Regions from separate parts of the Homo sapiens genome. Here region 1 is linked to region 2. The links are chromatin loops, found by intact Hi-C in ENCODE. Cell type or tissue: ascending aorta. All regions are shown on one strand. Links, peaks and the distances in the headings refer to the core of each region. The heading gives the core; the rest is flanking DNA.

Evidence for each region. Peaks named below come from ENCODE experiments on the same cell type or tissue, not always from the same donor. Only the 100,000 strongest peaks of a DNase experiment are listed, where the experiment ranks them.
Region 1: a loop joins it to region 2, with 4 times the contacts of the local background. A loop is called at or near these places in 30 of 110 quality-filtered maps.

The regions. Positions count from the first base shown.
Region 1 is chr15:25,931,180-25,937,934 of GRCh38, reverse strand. The region is part of intron 1 of LINC02346 (long intergenic non-protein coding RNA 2346); the gene reads right to left. Among named protein-coding and RNA genes, the nearest start is that of LINC02346, 32 kb to the right of the region's middle. RefSeq lists an enhancer at 6,468-6,755. In ascending aorta, for the core only: a CTCF peak has its summit at 3,830; a DNase peak (open chromatin) is centred at 3,834; H3K4me3 peaks cover 954 bases; H3K27ac peaks cover 1,148 bases.
Region 2 is chr15:25,736,483-25,743,237 of GRCh38, reverse strand. All of the region lies in intron 2 of ATP10A (ATPase phospholipid transporting 10A (putative)), which reads left to right. It also overlaps the pseudogene RNA5SP390. Among named protein-coding and RNA genes, the nearest start is that of MIR4715, 110 kb to the left of the region's middle. In ascending aorta, for the core only: a CTCF peak has its summit at 3,230 (motif pointing left); a DNase peak (open chromatin) is centred at 3,227; H3K27ac peaks cover 2,043 bases.

The DNA.
Region 1 (6,755 bases), core at 2,463-4,962, 190 kb before region 2:
TCTACACTTAAAAGATGGCTAAAATCAGTGCTTTGGAAGGCTGAGGTGGGAGGATCACTTGAGGCTAGGAGTTTGAAAGCAACCCAGCAACAGAAACCATGAAATCTCCATCCAAGGAATACCCTCCACAACCTACCCCAAACCAACATGAAAGTGAGGTTGTGTGAAGGTGCGCTTGCTCTTCAGACACCTCAGCACAGTCCTCTAACTTCCTTCCAAGTGGATTGCTATCATCTCTACAAAAATTTAAAAATTAACTGGGCATGGTGGCGTGTGCCTACAGTTCCAGCTACTGGGGAGGCTGAGGTGGGAGGATAGCTTGAACCTGGGAGTTCTTAGGCTGCAGTGAGCTGTGATCACACCACACCGCGGCAGCCTGGGAGGAAGCAAAATCTTGTCTCAAAAGAAACCAAAAAAGGCTAAAATGGTAAACTTTATGTTATGTATATTTTACTAAAATTTAAAAAAAATATTTTTTTAAAAGAATTCTTCAAGGAGTCCTCCCTTAGGATATGATGGGCCTAGAATCAAGATCTCTCTTCCCTTCTGGGGAGTGTTTCTTGTTTCCACCAGGGGCTCATCAGAGGTGGCGTGAAGCAGGACATACACAGAACTGTGAAATCTCCATCCAAGGAATGCCCCCCACATGCTACCCCAAACCAACATGAAAGTGAGGTTGTGCAAAGGGGAGCTTGCTCTTCAGACACTTCAGTGCAGTCCTCTAACTTCCTTCCAAGTGGGTCACAGCATCTGATGCCCTATGGAGCTGGTCCTGCACCTTCCATGTTGGGGGTGTCATAGTCTGTGTGTGCAGCTGTAACAAAATACTGCAGACTGGGTAATTCATAAAGAACAGAAATTTATTCTTTCACAGTTCTGCAGGCTGGGAAGTCCAAGATCCAAGCACCAGCAGGTTCGGTGCCTGGCGAGGGCCCAGGTCTCCGCTTCCAAGATGGTGCCTGTTGCTGCGTCCTCCAAAGGAAAGGAAGGTTGTGTCACCACATGGTGGGAGGCAAAAGGGCAAGCCAGCTGAATGCTCTGTGAGGCCCCTTTTATGAGGGTCTGATCCCACTCAAGAAGAAAGAGCCCTCGTGGTCTAATCACCTGCAAAAGTCCCTCCTCTTAATACTATCACATTGGCCATTAAGTTTCCACACCTGAATTTTGCAGGGGACACATTCAAACTGTAGCAGAGGGCCTCACAGCCAAGCAAAAGTTCACTTGATTAAATATATACATCTTGGTACTGTAATCCTGTTATATATCAAATACAGGCAGAACTGGGGAAAATCAGGATATGTTTTTTGGGGATAAGAAGGATAAAAGTCCAACCTTATGTAGTAAGACATTTTATCCTTAACTGGCCAAATGATAATTCTTCCCTACTGAAATCAGTTACTATATCTATCTATCTATCTATAATCTATCTATCTATCTATCTATCTATCTATCTATCTATCTATCCATCTACTTATCTATCTACCTATCAATCTAAGCTGCTGGCTTAAAATGTGTCTTACTTGAAAGCTCTCTCAGACCACAGTGTGGGACAGAGGCCTCCATGAGTGCTTCTCACACCAGCACAGAACTTTCTATTATTCGTACGTGGAGGATGTCAAGTTTATTCTTATGAAAAGAAATTGTTCGCAGGAAAGTCACAGGTTTTAAGAGAAATGAAATCATGACGCCCATGAGTTGCGCATTTAGAATGCTAGCGGTTTCTTCAGGAGTCTGTGACAAATTGTCGTGTCATCAGGCTATCACATGCTCCATCTGCCTTCCTAGACTCTTACAGAATTCCCAGACCAGGATAGATCCCATTCTCCTTTTCTACATCTTCCCACTGCAAACTCTGGCCTCAGATAAGAATATTGCTTTGGCAGGGGGTGTAATGTTATTAGAAATAAAGTTAATTAGGAAATGTTTGTGTCTAACCTATTGAATATATGAAATATAATTAATTTTCTGTATCAACTCTTAGAACTGTGAATTGAGTGGCAGGGATGAGGATGAGCTCACAGTAGGCTGGGTATGCACTTTGCCTTCTGGGATTCAAAGAAGTAGGTCCATGCTGTCAGGGCCCAAGCTTTGCTCTCCGTCTCTTGCTGCCCGGACATCTCTTTCCCCTGCTGTGTCCCTTGGACTGTCCTGGGACAGCATCCTCAAGCCCTCCCCGTCTTCCATTTCTGCTGTGCCTCATTAATCGCAAGGAAGCCCATTCACCTCCATGCAGCCAATCAGCACTTAGCCTTTCTTTCTTTCTTTCTTTCTTCCTTCCTTCCTTCCTTCCTTCCTTCCTTCCTTCCTTCCTTCCTTCCTTTCTTTCTTTCTTTCTTTCTTTCTTTCTTTCTTTCTTTCTTTCTTTCTTTTCTTTTTTTTTTTTTGAGACAGAGTCTCACTCTGTGGCCCAAGCTGGAGTGCAGTGGCATGATCTTGGCTCACTCCAACCTTTGCCACTGGGGCTCAAGCGATTCTCCTGCCTCAGCCTCTCAAGTAGTTGGGACTACAGGCACACGGCATCACACCTGGTTAATTTTTTTGTATTTTTAGTAGAGACAGGGTTTCACCCTGTTGCCCTGGGTGGTCTCGAACTCCTGAGGTCAGGAAATCCACCCGCCTCAGCCTCCCAAAGTGCCAGGATTACAGGCATGAGCCACCATGCCCGGCCCTCTTCTTAAATGCTTCTAGTGTTTGATGACTATTAGATTTTGGTGAATATTAGATTTTGACACATAGCATGCATGTTCTAACATCTCAGAACCATTTTTTTTGAATCAAAAACAAATTTAAAGGAAGGGATATGATATTTTTTCCAATAAAAACAGGAAAATGGACTTGGCAGTGGCTGCCTGCTAGGCAGTAAGTGATTGAAGAGTGACTTCATTTCAGAAACATAGCTGCTTTCATCTTTCAGTAAATGAGTCTAAGACCTTTCTCAGGGCACATGCATAAAATAAGGCTAGACATTTTTATAAAACTTACGTCTTTATTCAAACTACAGGAAAAGAATCCAAATGGAAAGCAAGGCAGTGTTCTTCAGGCTAAGGCTTTTTTTTTTTTTTTTTTTTTTTTGAGACGGAGTCTCGCTCCACTATTGCCCAGGCTGGAGTGAGTGCAGTGGTGTGATCTCGGCTTACTGCAAGCTCCGCCTCTCGGGTTCACGCCATTCTCCTGCCTCAGCCTCCCGAGTAGCTGGGACTACAGACCCCCTCCACCACACCCGGCTAATTTTGTTTTTCGTATTTTTTAGTAGAGACGGGGTTTCACCATGTTAGCCAGGATGGTCTCGATCTCCTGACCTCGTGATCCGCCCACCTTGGCCTCCCAAAGTGCTGGGATTACAGACATGAGCCGCCACACCTGGCCAGGCTAAGCCATTTTTATTGAGCATTTACCCCTAGAGGGAGTTCTACAACCCACTAAAGGCCAGGCCTGACTGCATCCTCCCAATTCCCTGTTGTCAAGAAACGCTGGGCCGGGTACAGTGGCTCACGCCTGTAATCCCAACACTTTCGGAGGCCGAGGCAGGCGGATCACTTGAGGTCAGGAGTTCAAGACCAACCTGGCCAATATGGTGAAACCCCTTCTCTACTAAAAACACAAAAATTAGCTGGGTGTGGTGGAGCATGCCTGTAATTCCAGCTACTCGGGAGCCTGACCGATGAGAATTGCTTGAACCTGGGCAGCAGAGGTTGCAGTGAGCTGAGATTGTGCCACTGGGCGACAAAGTGAGACTGCCTCAAAAAAAAAAAAAAAAAAGAAAGAAAGAAAAAGAAAAGAAACCCTGTAGCTAGCGATGTAAGTCGTGCGCCACTAGCTGGCACTGTCGCTCACAGCACACTGCAGGCCTCTGCACCTTTTGCCTCCCTGAGAAAGGCAAAGAAGAATCCCAGTTTACCACGGTGTCCTGTGCTGCTCAGCCTCCGAGTCGTGTCCCTCCCATCAGAGGCCTTCCACGGAGCTCAACCCCTCCCTAGGGCTTGGAGGACGGTGGCAACAGACGAATCTACATACGGGCCTGGCATGTGCGGGCTGGATCAGCTGGAGTTTGAAGGAGAGAATCCGATTCAAAAGAGAGCAGGGGAAGTGGTACCGAGAGAAGCAAGGCAGATGGCAGCGCAGAGTCTGAGAGCGGGAGGGGGCACTTTCAGCCTCAGGAGACGCTCCTGGCAGAGGGCTAGGGCCTGAGATGGGGCAGGGGGCGGGCAGAGAGTGGCTTCCTTCTTCCCTACTGTTTTCCTCCCTCCCTCCCTTCCTTTCTGCCCCCTCGGGGCAGCCAGTGCACAGAGCTCTGCCACCGTCCTTCAGGTAACACTTCACATTACCCTCTCCATGTGGCCTCAGTTAACACATGGTATGTAAAACAAGGAGTTGAGATGAGACCTCTACCGAATTATAGTCATACTCTGTCACAGTCCTCGTGGCACCTTTTCTTTGTAGAGTCGGAACAAGACCCAGAGTATATGGGATGATGAAACCTGAGCATCAGGGTGGCAGGAGCTGTCAGTTAGGAGTGAAGGCAGAGAGAGAGGGACAGACACCACCACCCACCCCACCGCAGTGCAGTCAGTGAAGGCAGGGGGATGGGCTGACTCAATGCATTCACCCAGTGAGTGGGTCGCTCTAAAATACTCATCATTGTTTTCCAGGGCAATATTAGCATTGGCAGCTTTTAAGAGCACCTGAGAATCTGCTCAGAGCATGTGTATCACTGCCTGACTCCTAAACCATGGGATGATTTAGGAGACGTGAGTGATGTGCCCAAGGGTGAGAGTTGAAGGAGAAGGGGGCGGAGACTGTGTATTCCCTGACATTCCCCATTCCCAGTCAGCTCGGGGATCATAAGCTTTGGTGACAGCCTGTGAGCGGTGCCCTGGGAGCCACATTTGCTTTCGCAGTACTATGCTTTGCTAATGTTTGGGAGGGGGACAGCTAACACGTCACACATGTGACAGCCCGGCTGTGCACCGGGACAATCCCCCTTCCAGGCCAGGAAACAAGTGGGTTCTATAAAGGACACTGAACACATTCCTCTGGAGTGGAGCAAGGTGCTTTTCAGTTTTGGCAGCCCAAGGACGAAAAAGCCCAACCACATCCTGCAGTGGAGGAGAGACGGAAAGTCAAATTTAGGGATTCACTCTCACTCCGCACAGGCATCCCCAAGACAAATGGACAATTGTAGTGTTATTTTAAGATTTAAAATTTTCCAGAGTTCTGAAACACCTTTGAGAACTTTCAAAGAAAGCTATTTCTGTCCTTTGAAGGTTAGGCCAACATTTACACTTCTACCTGAATTGTCCAGCTTCTGGCATAGTTAAGCACTTCCCAGCTTCTCCAGAGAAAGCTATGTTCATGATGAGAAAGTTCTTATTGTGCGGTGATGTGAGGTGACACTGCTGGGGGTGGGCAGAGCCCCAGAGAGACTGTTAGAGATCACATGTTTCCACAGGGGTCCTGAAGACGTGCAGAGGTGGAATAAGATCTCCCGTTGGGCTTCTCCCTCTCCACCGACACACTCTAAGCTCCTTGAGAAGGCCTAACATTGGTGTGGAAACCATATCTTCATACTTCTGTGGGTCACAGCCAAATTTATACATGAAAAAGACAAAAGATCATTTCTGTTTCTTTTATGAAATAGAGTAATTTTATACTTTTTCTGTTACCAAATTCAAATTCACTTAACTGTAGGAATTTTAAAATTTACAAAGTTAATCAGAAATGCACTCCAACCTCTTTTCTTCTAACTCTGCCTTAGAATTTCAGAGATAAGGATGTTCATCTTCAATCAGGGGATTGGCCCTTTCTTTCTACTGCTCCATTCTCATGTAGGAGTGATTCATACGCACAAAGGACTATGTTAGTGAAGGGAGGCTGATGCTCACATGAGGGTCACATGCTTCTATGCAGTTCACAGTTAAATATGAAACTGAATGTCAACAAGCAGTTTGGTACAACAATGGGATATCATTCAGACCATCCCTATAAATAGCTGGCATTTATTGAGCACTCACTATTGCCCCAGAGACTTTCTAAGTACTTTATATGTATTAATTATTTACTAATTGTACTCATAGGGTAGGGCTTCTCAACTTCAATAAGTTTGACACTTTGGGCTGTGTATTGTAGTGTGTTTAGCAGCACTCTTTCCTGGCCTCTTTCCACTAAATGCTAGTAAGATCCCCTCCCAAGTCATGAAACCAAAACTGTCTCCATACATTGCCAAATGTCCCCCGGGAGTTAAAACCACTATACCGTCACCCCCAGGTGAGAAACCACTGCCCTATGGCTGCTCCATGAAACATGAAATGGTTGGCAGAAAAGCAGGCCTGGAAAAGTTATTTGGACCTAAGCTATGAACTGGGAGAAATGTTCCTAATGTCTCTGAACACAATAGTTTATGTTGGGAAACCCTCCAGGGAAATTAAGGGGGCAAATTCTGCTTAAGAAAGAATTCTGGAAGTGACATCTGCAAGATGGCAGAATAGGAAGTGCCAGCCCTTGTTCCCCTCAGAAATACTGATTTAATAACCATCCATAGATAAAATTACTTTTCTGAGAGCTCTGGACTCCAAGCAAGAGTATTCAACACCTTGATGGGGCACAGAAATGAGAAAAGACACATTGAAAAGGGTAAGAATATTTTTACTTTACCAGCACCAAGCCTCCTCTAGGCCAGTAGAATGCAGCACCAAGACAGATCTCCTTGGCCCATAAGTTCTCCCATGGGGGAAAGAGAGCATGCAGTGAGCATCTGA
Region 2 (6,755 bases), core at 1,856-4,355:
AAGAGGTTTTTTCTTAGCTGACCTCTTTTTGTATTCTCCATCCCAGTTGGCCTCTAAAATAGTAGTATGGTCTTCCTCTATGTGGCTACCAATGGCCCTGTGGTCCATGGAACTCTGCCTTTAGGGTCCCTTTTATTACAAATACACTGAGGCTCCAGACCCCTCTTACGCTGTGCACAGAGAGAGCACCTTTTCTCCAGCAAGGCTGTCTACTGAGTGAGCGCTAAAGCATGACACGTTCACACCCAAAAGCCGTGCCTCTGCTCACACCATCACCCCCACCTGTAGTGATGGAAGAGGCACTAAGTGGCCTGTGGCTGTGGAAGCAGACAGACTGATGTGGATCTCACTGTGCTAATAGCTCAGCAGAGGGGCTGCAGGCGGGTTTCATGCAGGGACACCCTGTTGGATTAAGTACAAATACGTTCAAGAGGGCAATTTTAACGAGCAGCCCTCATCTAGGTTTGAATTTGGTGTTCTGTGAAACAACTCTCGTTACCTACTGCCTGAATGCACAGCCAGTTCTTAGGGACTCTTAGGTGCATTTGACGGAGGAGAAAGCAAGGCTTTGCTGACAGCCACAGCCCACTGAAACAGCATGGAGCGTTTGGGGCCAGGAGGGAAAGAAAGGGTTTTGATTTTGAGACTTCAAACTCTAACCCCGCACTGTGAGCCTTTGAATTTTGCCACCATCTACCGAGGCTTTTTGACTGTGCGACAGTCAGGAGGCAAGGGGACAAAAGATGAAAGGCAGAAAAGGCAAGGGGAGGCTGGCGCCTGCGTTCTAAACTAGAATTTAACAAGGGAAAAGCTGCCTTTCTGCTCAGAAACTAAGGGAGGACCACTTGATCTCTAACACTGGTGCTTGCGGCAAGAAAATCTCCAGTTAGAAAAAGAAGGCAGAACCCAGACACCCCTTGATCAGTTTCTCTGAGGCGTGAGCCTCCCAGAAGCCACCTGTGGACCTGTGTGAAGCTGACTCTGAAAGAGGACTGCGGAGGCCTGGATGCCAGTTCTCATTGTCCCTGTCAGCTTGTCACCGTGGAGACGAGAACCACGTCAGGCAGGGACGCAGCACTCTCCGTCACATGCTGTGTGACGTGCAGTGGAGTGTCCCGCCATGAGCGGCTGGGCCAACCTACTTATCACTTCCATATTTGGGATACCTTAAATAATACAATCACAGCCGCTATTATAGATTACATTGCTGTCTAAATGGGTTTCATGCTCATTTCTATTCAGTATTTGTCACGGGGCATTAACCCCTAGAGTAACACTGAATCTGTGGAACTTGGAGAAATTATCACTTTGAGTTAAGTTTCCTTGTACGTTCGGTGTTTCTTGCCACCAGACGCTTTCACTTGGGTATTTATTTATTATTTATTTTTTCAATAAATAACTGATTGAGTACCCACTATGTGTCAGGAGACACGTGGTGGACAAAAACAGACTACTTTGCTGTTTCAGTTTAGCAAATTGAAAATGTTCACCTGACAATACAGTCTTGGCAGTGAAAAAGTAAATTCACTCATTCGTTCAGTATTGGGATCGGGCCATCTGCCCTCCTTTGAATTTCCACAGCACTGACCATCAAGTGGTAAATACAAATTAGATTGAAATACAAAATAATAATAATAGTAATAATAAAGAAAGTACAAAACAAAAGAGTTGGGGTAATTATTCCATTAATTTGGGTTAAAATGCTTGACTTAATTTAATGAAGGCATTCTTTACCCATGATCAATAAGTAAGGAGCTAAGGAGCCGGATTAGAGGCTATGTAGAAATCATTTTGTATTGCTGCCAGGGGAAAAGAGCCCGCACTTTAAAAAGAGGAACTATGCATTCTGGAACCACAGAGACGCCTCAGCAGGCCCTCTTGGGAGATGGTGCGGCAGGCAGGGGCTCTAGGTCCCCAAGAGCCCAGCACGGAGTTCTGGGGTGATCCAGAAGCTTGTGGCACCTGAGATCCTTCTGAAATAAGCATTCGTCACCCTCTGACCATGTGTGTGCCAGGCACTGTGATGGTCTCAAGGGCACAGAGTACCTGTGCTCAGGGAACCTGTGGTCTAGTGAAGGAGGAATGGGAGCCAGCTCCAGCCACACCCAGGAAGCACGGGGTTTGATGTCTGCATGGGGACTAAGCAAGTTCGGAGCTGTGGCACCTGCCTACCCTACCAGGGGGCCGTCAGGAAGGCTTCTCCAGAAAAGACAACATCCTGAAATGCTAAATGAAGGGCACTTCGCCTGATGCTGTAGGATGGCAAGACAGAGGAAGCCATGCAGAAAGGTTTGGGCTTCCTCAGGGTTCCCTGCGTGGCAGGAATGGGTGCTGGGAGGGATGGTAGCCGAGGAGGTCAGCGCAGTGACCCTGAGCAGAGCTTTGCTGTTGCACGGGATGAGGATTGCATTCTGTAGGGCAGCAGCTGTCTCCAAGGCTTTGTTAAGGTGGAAAACTTCTGTGATCAGACGGGGATCATTCAGTCCAGGGACAAACAGGCCCATAGCAGGTGGCGAGACCAAAGCCAGGTAGACAGAGGTGTTGTGTTTGTCACTGAGAGCCTTCGAGGACCATGTCCAGGCGTGATGTCAAGGCTGGAAGTGAACCAGGGGGACCTCACCCTCCTTGTGACCTGGGAGTATCATGAAGGGAAATGCAAAGGGCGTTTTCAGAACGGGATCCAGATGCAGAAGACGGGAGTGTGTGTGTTTTCCACGTCTTCTTGCTGGTGCAGGCGGTGGCCCTGCCTGGCTGGCAGGTGCTGGCCCCTGCTCTCTGTGCATTCTCTCACCAGGGTTCTCTCTGCCCACATCATCCAGAGACCCAGACAGGTGGCCTCACTCACAGATTTCCACCTGGAGCGTTAGGCAGGGTCCCTGCTGGCAGCAGACCTGCAGATGACCCAAGTGTGCACCTGTGCTGTGTGCTCACCCAATGGCTGAAGCAATATGAACCTCTTTACTTTAGTTTTTTTATGATAGAAAAAAAATAACAGTATCCTCTTTAATGGACTGTAAATGCCCTTTCCAACATCACTGCTGTTTCAAGATGGAGGACATCTGTATTTGCTTTTGTTGAGTACTTAGTAGCAATTCACTTAATACAAATGTGAAATACAAGGTTGGTAACAGAATCTCCCCTGTGAATCAAACCATTCATTCAAGTAGCAATCTGGGCACTGCTGAATTAGACACACGCCTCCCCCATGTGGTTGAAGAGGGGACACAGCTGTTCTACCAGGAGGAGGTCCCAGGCATCAGGAGGAAACAGAAGCATGCCGCAGGGCTCTGGGCATCCCTGGAGCACCTGCTGCTGCGGTCTCTAGCAGAAACGCAAGTTCAGGGGCAGGGCTGGAGGGCTCTCTGTTGCACCACTGTCCTGCCTCTTTCTTTCCACCTAGTCAGGTCAAATCACTTTGCCCAAAGAAGTTTCAGAAATATCTGTAAGACAACAACAGAAACTGTGAGCACTTTCTTTCTTGCCGGTGAGATATTTATTTGAACATGTTGCTCTGCAGTGGGCGAACCCTTCACGGTGTCTGCTTCCTTTTGTCTGAGATGCTGGGGTGCTGCAGCAGAGATGCAGAGGGCAGTGCTTCAGCTTGAGGCTGGCATGTGTGGGCAGCACTTTTGCAGGTGATGCTGTTTCTGCAATAGTGAGTCTGTCATCCCAAGCACAGGGATTCATTGGAACCATCTCTGCATCCTACAGGATTGTGGACTTATAGGGCAACAGAGACCCCGGAGATCCGAGTCCAAATGCCCTCTCTTCACTTGCCAAAAGTCTCATATTTATTAATCAGAAGAACTAGCACTAAGTCCCCGGGCTCGCTCCTGATTTTTTACTCTGTTTTTGAGTGGGCTCTGGTAAGCCCACATCCACAGGCATTGCTGAAGATGGAAAGAGGGTATCTATGATCAGATTAAGGTATGTTGAGCTGAAGCATGTTTTCAAAATACTAAAACTTAAATTTTGGAAACTTAGAACTTTAAAAAGCAATTAAGGCCGAGTGCAGTGGCTCACGCCTGTAATCCCAGCTACTTGGGAGGTTGAGGCAGGAGAATCGCTTGAACCCAGAAGGTGGAGGTTGCAGTGAGCCAAAATCCCGCCACTGCACTCCAGCCTGGATGACAGGAGCAGAACTCTGTCTCAAAAATAAAAAATAAAAAGCAATTTAAATTTTGGGGGACGTTTCTATAGAATCTGTTACACATTTTCTGGCTTACTTGTACAATCTTTTTCTGTTAATGCCAGATTGTCTCTGCAGGTATTGATGGTTGAGCTGATAGCTCAGAGGCCAAGAAAGCTCCAGTCTGTCACTCCAAGACCACTGTGACCTTGGGCACGATACTTAAAGATCCTAAGTTGAAGGTGGTGCAAAAACTGACTTTCTAGCAGGGTTGCCTGATAATTGTAGGGCACTTAGCACAATGCCTGGCATTTGGCAAGCCTCCCCAAACTTGTAATTATGTTGATGGTGATGACGATCAGAATGGCAGTGCCCTCACGAATTACTGGCGAGGGAGACTTTATGTACTTGTACTGAAAGGTGCCAGATTTCTGGTCTATGTTCAACTTGATGATTATTTCATTTCTTCTCAGTCAATTCTCAGAGTTGGTTTATATCCACTTAAAAATGTTTAAATTGTGTCTCCCATCCAAGTACTGACCCTGCTTAGCTTCCAAGATCAGTCAAGATTGGATGCATTCAGGGTGGCATGGCAGTAAATGAAATTTTTTATCATGGCAAAATATGCATAACACAGAGTTTACTATTGTAATCATTTGTGAGTGTACAGTTCAGTGGCATTAAGTTCATTCGCATTGTTGCGCAACCATCACCACCATCCATCTGTAGAACTGCTTCCTCTTCCCTAGCTGGATATCTGCTTTTTAAGAAGAATGGAGTTAGTGTGCCCAGAGCAGAAGGGTGGATCGGGGGCCTCTACTTTTGTCCATGCTCCAGGGGGCAGGTTGACAAGTCTGACTGATGGATAACTTGGGCATGACCTCAAAGCTGGTTTGGAATGAGTCAGGGGTAGACATGAGTGGATGGAGGGATAAATCAATGTATTTCCTAAATGGGGAGTGTTGTGTGTTGCCTGTTGTTAGAAATAAGCAATGTAAACAGGATTTTCCTCATCCAGAAGGTGTGCTCTGGATATGAAATGCTTTTTAAATGAGAAACTCAAAGATGGTCTCTGTATTCGTTTACTGGGGCCTCATTGATGAAACACCGCAGACTGGGCTGCTTAAGCAACGGAAGTTTATTTTCTCACAGGTCTGGAAGCTGGACATTCGGGAGTAAGGGGTCAGCAGGATGGTTTCTTTTGAGGCCTCTTTTTTTGGCTTCTCCCTGTGTCCTTGCATGATCTCCCCTCTGTGTGTCTTTGCGTCCTGATTTTCCCTTTGTATAAGGCCGCCAGTCATGTGGGATTAGGGTCCACCCTGATGACCTCAGTTTAATTTAGTTACCTCTTTAAAGACTTCCTCTCTAAATAAGGGTACGTTCTGAGCTACGTGGGGTTAGGACTTCAATATATGAGTTCTAGCGGCGGATGAGGGGCTCCAGTTCAGCCCATGCCAGTCTCTAGAGATCCCTCCAGTTCTAAAAATCCTCCAAATCCTCCCCAGTTCCAGAAGGATGCAGAGGAAGCCAGCCGTCCCGTGCCTGGGACCTCCCCTGCGCACACTCCCCAGGGCATGGGATTGTTGGTAGAACATTACAAACACAGCTCTGAAGTCCCAGAGACAGAATGTCCTACTGTTTCTGAGCCATGTCCATGACATTTTTCTTAGAGAGAAAGAATAATAAACAGAGACAAAATATTTTAAGTCCTACCCTCCTCGTCTGCCAAGAATAATCCTGGTGTTCTCTGGAACTCACTGCCTTCATGGCCATCCTGTACTTTGTATCTGCAAATGTCTGCCCTGGAAAAAGCCATCCACTGGTTTCAAGATAATCCACAGGCTTTAAATAAACACAAGACTCCTTGAAACAGAGCCCTGCTCTGGAAATAGAGCGAGAGGCCATTTCAGTCCAAGGAGAAGAGAGACTGATGGCTAATTACACTCCAAGAAGAGCCTTTTAAAATAGCATTTCAATTTCAGTTATTGAATCGAGCTACGATTATCTAGCACACGCCCCTTTTAATGTACGCTTTACACTGGGAAACAGTAGGAACTGAGTTTTGAGTAATTACCTTTATGGCTGTATTCTATGCAGGGAAATGTGTGGTTGCGGCAGAGCCATAGTTAACCTGGGGTGGTGTCAACAGTGTTTATGCCATTTCTATAATTTTTAACCACCTTCACTTTTTGTATGTGTCATTAAAGACAGTTCAGTTTTTTACCATGTTATGACACTTGCTAGATTAAGTAGAATGCCAGGCCTGACCAGAGAGCTGATAAAAAAGAAATCCACTAATTGTGCTCGTTTATACTGAAGGCTTATTCCCTCCATTTCTCTCCCTTCTTCCTCCTTCCCCCCACTCCTAAGCCTTTCTTATGAGCCAGGCTCTGTTTTATCTATCAATGGAAAAATTCTAAAGACATTTTTGTGGTGAGTTGTCAGGGTTTTTTTTTAATTGAGCAGAATACTAAAGAAGTTGTTGGCTCACTCATTGGCTATGTAAATCTTTTTCATCAAAGATCCATGAAGATCATGTAGTGTACGTTGAAAAAATAGAATTTATTATAAGCTCCTGTTTTCCAGGTGGAATTTGCTTCCCTAAGTCTGTAGAAATGGGCAAGTG